Regions from separate parts of the Homo sapiens genome. Here region 1 is linked to region 2. A link is an interaction called in ENCODE POLR2A ChIA-PET data of the cell type or tissue named here. Cell type or tissue: GM12878. All regions are shown on one strand. Each heading gives the region's core, and the rest is flanking DNA. Links, peaks and the distances in the headings are about the cores only.

Region 1 (2,911 bases), core at 137-2,636, 100 kb after region 2:
GGTTCTCAAACAAGGGCAGTTTGGCCCCTCCCCCAAAGGGGACATATGGCAATGTCTGGAGATATTTTTGGTTGTCACAACTGGGGAGGAAGGATGTCTGGACTCTACCTGCTACTGTCATGAAGCAGGTAGAGTCCAGGGATGCTGCTGAACGTCCTACAGTGCCTAGCACAGCCTTATCACACAGTATTACCTGGCCCCAATTGTCAGTGGCACTGAGCGGGAGAAGCCCTGGTCTAGAGCAGTGTCTGGCACATCCTGAGAGCTCAGCACATGTTCGCTGCTTTGGCGGCAGTGATGATGGAAGTGTTTCTGTATTTGCCACCTGTCTTACAGGTGGGGACATTGAAGCTTGGAGAGGTGTTACAGCTGGTTCTAAGTCTCATTGTCAGTTGGCACTGGAGCTGGGATTTGAACCTGGGTCTCGATCCCTGAGGCTGAGCCCTGTGGCTGAGGTGGGAGCAGGATGCCCCATCCCTGGTGTCTCTCTCAAGAGTTGGTGGCTGTTGGGGGGCACAGAGGGGTGAGGTGGGATTCTGGGCTTGGGGCTGGCCTGTAAGTCCAGGAAGAAGGGAGCCCCCGGTGCTGAGGGGACCCTGGAGACCCAGCCCTGTGTGTGGTGCTGGCTGCCCCTCCTGGCTCCCTAATTCGCTGCCAGCACTTGTTGTCTGCCAGTCACCACAACACTTCGGGCCAAGACATATTCTCAGCCCCTCCCCGTGTGTCAGGTCTTTGGCAGCCGCAGAAGGTAGGGTGGAGGGGGTCTCTCTGTTTCTGCTCCTGAAGAGCTGCACTTGGCAGAGAGCACGTGGTGTCTGCAGCCTGGCCTTGGCCGGGTGGCTCAGCCAGCTGAGTTAGCCTGGATCACCTTGCACCCGCCTGTCCTTCTCTGACTGAGCCTCAGTTTCTTATCTGGGTGATGAGTTGGGGTGGGGAATGCTAATTCCTGCCCTACCTACCTCTTTGGAGCAGGCTAAACAGTGGATGTGAAACTCCATTGTCCATAGCAAGCTGTTCTAGAACAAGGAGTTGATGTCCTGCTGCTATCACCGTTTCTTCTCCCCGGCACATAGCCAGGAGGCTGGTGGGCACTGGCAGCCCGGTGGTAAGGAGATGGGGACCATTTCTTCCCTCTCTTCCTCTGTCACTTCATTATCATTCTGTAGTTGAGCTCATCTTGCTCAATCATTTAAAATGCCCTGCCAGCATTTCTCAAATTTATATTCCTTGCCCTGACCTCTGTCCCGACCTCTAGATGATGACCCGACATCTCCATGAGGGCATTCAGCAGGCATCACAAACTTGCTGCCTCCTCCCCGCCACTCCTCTTGCGGCCCCCTCCTTCCAGTCACTCTGGCACCTCCTTGGGCCATCTTGACGCCACTCTTCCTCTTACATCCCACATCCAACCCATCAGGAAATCCTGTCAGCTCCAACTTGGACAAGCAGCCAGGATCCGGCCACTTCTCACCTCCCATGGGTAGCCCCGGGTCTCAGCCACCATGGTCTCCTGCTGGGACTCTTGCAGTCGTCTCCTCCCTTGTCCCATGCTTCCACCCTTGCCCCTGGTTCTCCACATGTACCCTGCGTAAATCAGGTCACATTCGTCCTATCTGAGCCCCCGCTGCCTCCCACCTCACCCAGAGGAAATCCCAACGCCCTGTAGTCTGTGGTCTTCTGACTCCTTCGCCAAAAGTGCCCAGCACACTCCTGCCTCAGGGCCTTTGCACATGCTGTCCTGTTGGTCGGGAACATTCTCCAGGTATTTGTGCACTCATGACCTCTTCAGGTCTTGGGCCTCTCCCTCTCAGCCCAGCCTTCCCTGGCCTCCCATCGAAAGTCACCCCTCCTCCCATGCTCCCCCTCTGTCTCCCTCTTCTCCGTGGCACTTGTATTTGATTGACTCCTCTGCTTCTTGCCTGCTCTTCCTTCGCTAGAATTTAAGCTCCCAGAGGGCAGGGGGTTTTGTCTCTTTTATTCCCTGTTGTGTCCCCACACCTAGAACAGTGCCTGGCACATAGTGGGTGCTTAGTAGATATTTGCAGAGTGAAAGAAGGACGAGCTATCCAGTCGTTGTCACGTATTTCCTGAAGATTATATTATATCCCAGGCCTTCTTCTGGGCGTCAGAAACGCAGATGACTCAAACAATGGTGTGTGTCCTCAAGGGCTCCAGTCCAGGGGAGAAAATGGGCACCTAAGTGAGACATTACAGGATGATAGGTGCTGTAACAGCTGTATCACTCAGGACTGTTTGGGTTGTAAGTGACAGAAACCCTAACTTGAAGAGTCTGAAGCAAACAGACAAACAAAAAAAGACTTTCTGGGCTTACTTGACTCAGGAGTAATGGCCTCAGGCACAGTTGGATCCAGGTGTTCCCTGGCCTGACCTTGAGGTCATGGACCCATCCATGAACCAAGTATCACCCATCCAGAGGGCCCCAGAGCTCTGATTGCCCACGCCTGGGTCACAGGTTCGTCAGTGTAGATGGGGTGAGGTGCCGGCTGCCCCACAACCACATGTACTAAGAGCAGGACTCAGGGCACGACTTCCAGGATATCAGACCTCGGGAAGCTGCAGAAGGGGTGATGCTATGTGGATTACAAGCTGTTTTTGGCGTGTGTGGCCCTGTGTGTTGCAGGTGGTTGGGAAGTGGAATTGGGGTGCTGCTGGTCTTGGTGACAGGTGGCCCTCCCTCTCCCTGTACATACCTCTTTTGCCCCCTTACCCCACTCCTTGAAAATACTCCTGGCTCTCACTCTGTTCCCCTTCCCTTTATCACAAAGGGGCTCCAGATGGCATGGCTTTCGGGGAGTCTGCCATGCAAATCTGTTGGGTTCATCTCCCTGTTCTCCCTCCCCCACCCGCATATGCTGGCTCTGAGCTTCTTGGATCCTATTTTGGGTCTGAG
Region 2 (2,911 bases), core at 136-2,635:
CAAGGAGCAGTACCTCTGCTGTTGCCGTACACTGCTGCTTCAATAAAAGTTGCTGTCTAACACCACTGACTTGCCCTTGAATTCTCTGCTGGGTAAAGCCAAGAACCCTCCCAGGTGAAGCCCCAGTTTTGGAGCTCACTTGCCTTGCATCAGTCTGGCTTGGCTCTCCCATGCAGAGTTCTTGGTTGAACACAGCAGAGGCAGACCCAGGCAGAGATCTCCAGTAGCCTCCTTCAGCATCATTCTTTCTTTCCTCTTTAGCAACATAACTCTTATTTTTAGTTGAGGACCTAACCGCTCAGCTAAGGACTGCTCATTCCTGCCTTCCTTGTACCTAAGCGTGGTCTTGTGATTAAGTTCTAGCTATGAGATATAAGCAAAGGATTAGGAGGGACTTCCAAGTGGTTTCCTAAAAAGGGAGGGGCATGTTTTTCTTTAACCTTTCCTCTTCTCTCCTGGCCAGAATGTGAACACAATGGCTGGAGCTTGGGCAGCTATTTTAGACCCTGAGGCAATGTGCCACGTGGAGCGGAGCCAGAGCACCAAGACACAAGGATACTGGGTCTCTGAAGACCTGGTGGGACCTGGACTGCTGAGTTCTGTACATTTTTCACAAAGAGAAAATCAACTATCTTGTTTAAGCCACAGTTGTTTGGGAGTTTTCTGTTGCATGCAAACAAACCCAATCAATACACAAACTACTGCTAACTTCAGCTGCAAAAGTGCTTTCCTGGAATGATGAGAGTCTTTTTCAAAATGAATCAGAAGACTGGAGAATCAGGCTCAGAAAATAGGTGGAAAATGAGGGATGTGAAGGGTTCAGAAATTGCACCAAAGAAGATTCTGGAAAGGATGCTGTTGCTGTCTTGGCTGGATGCTGCATCCCCACTCTTGGCCTTGCCTCAGGGGCTGCCACTGGAAACAAGATGCTAGTCAGATGTCACCACCACTCCTTTCAGAACAAGTCTAAACCTCCTGGTCTTTTGTGTTGCTTACTCCAGATTCAAAGTCCTGAGCCAACACATCTGACCAGCTGAGTGAAGGTCATGAATCTGCACCCCAGCTGCTGGCTGGAGCAGACACTCAGCTCTTCTGATTAGCTTTCTACCCTCTTCTTTGAGTCAGCAGGAGACTGTGGAATCATGAGGTCAGACCCTTCATGGGTCTTCTGTCCACAGAAGTGGTCTTACTCCTTGTTTTGATTATCTACTGCTGTTTGACTGTCTACTCCTTAGTGGCTTAAAACAATAGTTGATGATTACTCACCATGCTCTGGGTTGACTAGGATCAGCTGGGCGGCTCTTCTGCTGCATGTGGTCTTAACTAAATCTGAGGTCATCAGTGGGAGCTCAACTGTGCTAGAATGTCTGCAATGGTTCACTCACATGTCTGGGACTTTGAGGGGGGACAGCCAAAATGCTGGGATAGCTGGGATACCTGGAGCGCTCCCTGTGTAGACTGAGGGCCTCTTCCTATGTGGTTTCTTCAGCAGGGTGGCCAGATCTCTTACATTGTGACTCAGAGTTCTAAAAAGTGACAAAACAGAAGCCACCAGGATTTTTTTTTTTTTTTTTGAGACAGGGTTTCACTCTACCACCCAGGCTGGAGTGCAGTGGTGCAATCATGGCTCACTACACCCTTGACCTCCTGGGCTCAAGCAGTCTTCCCACTTCAGCCTCCTGAGTAGCTGGGACTACAGGAGTGCACCACCACTCTGGCTAATTTAAAAAAAAAAATTTCATAGAGATGGGGTCTCACTATGTTCCCCAGGCTGGTTTCAAAATCCTGGGCTCAAGGGATCCAGCTGGCTTGGTCTCCCAATGTACTGTAAAGATGTGAGCCACTGTGCCCTGCCAGGCCTTCTTTAGGCTTTGACTTGGAGTGGCACAGCGTCCCTTCTACTACATTCTATTGGTTAAATCAAGTTGCTAGAGCAGTCCAGAATACACACTTGAGGAGCTACACAAGGCTGTGAAATACTAAGGGACGTAGTTGGCTGGTGGTGGTTGGTGGGGGGAGCATCTACAGCAGCTTCCACCTTGCTCTTTCCCAGCCCCCGTGCAGGTTTCCTGGAACTGCTCGCAAATGAAGGCCCATCCACTTGGCCTCACAGGAGAAAGTGTGGTGCAGTGGTGGAGTGCAGACTCCAGGCATAAATGTCCAGGTTTGAATTCTGGCTTTGCCTCCTTGCTGGCTATGTCACTCTGGCAAGGTACTCAACTTCTCCTGTCTCAGTTTCCCTATCAGTCAGGTGGGGATAATAACAGTGCCTGTGTCATGGATTTCTGTGTAAGGATCATATGAGTTAATGTATATGCAGCACCTGGAATATTACCCGATGCATTGTAGATGCTCTGTGCTTGTTCTCAGTCAAAGGGCCAGTGTATTACTTGATCAGCAGATGCCCATTAGGTGAATCACTCACTGAAGTCCAGGAAGGGACACAAAAGAGAGGACAGAGTGTCCAGGGTCTTATGGTTTATTATTATTGGGAGGCAGAAAACAAGACAAAGATGAAAGGATGCAAGAAACAAAATACCATGGATATAGGCAAATCCACAGACACTGAGAGTAGATTCGTGGTTGTCAGGCATTAGGAGGAGGGGGAAATGAGGAGTAAATGCTCATGGGTACTGGCTTTCATTTTCAGGATGATGAAAATGTTCCCAAATTAGATGGTGGTGATGGTTGCACGACTCTGAATATACTGAAGGCCACTGAATTGTACACTTTAAATGGGTGAATTCTATGGTATGTGAAGTGTATCTTGATAAAGCGGTTTAGGAAAAGAAAATACAGCCAGGCATGGTGGCTCATGCCTGCAGTCCAGCTACTTGGTCGGGGGGCTTAGGTGGGAGAATCACTTGAGCACAGAAGTTCAAGACCATCCTGGGTAACACACCAAAGCTCC

Evidence for each region. Peaks named below come from ENCODE experiments on the same cell type or tissue, not always from the same donor. Only the 100,000 strongest peaks of a DNase experiment are listed, where the experiment ranks them.
Region 1: POLR2A ChIA-PET joins it to region 2 with 5 read pairs; 4 of 35 experiments call an interaction of 5 or more read pairs at or near these places.

Annotation. Positions count from the first base shown.
Region 1 is chr20:48,803,305-48,806,215 of GRCh38, reverse strand. All of the region lies in intron 1 of PREX1 (phosphatidylinositol-3,4,5-trisphosphate dependent Rac exchange factor 1), which reads left to right. Among named protein-coding and RNA genes, the nearest start is that of PREX1, 23 kb to the left of the region's middle. In GM12878, for the core only: no CTCF peak of the experiment used is centred there; no DNase peak of the experiment used is centred there.
Region 2 is chr20:48,907,484-48,910,394 of GRCh38, reverse strand. No RefSeq gene overlaps it. Among named protein-coding and RNA genes, the nearest start is that of ARFGEF2, 13 kb to the left of the region's middle. In GM12878, for the core only: no CTCF peak of the experiment used is centred there; no DNase peak of the experiment used is centred there; H3K27ac peaks cover 456 bases.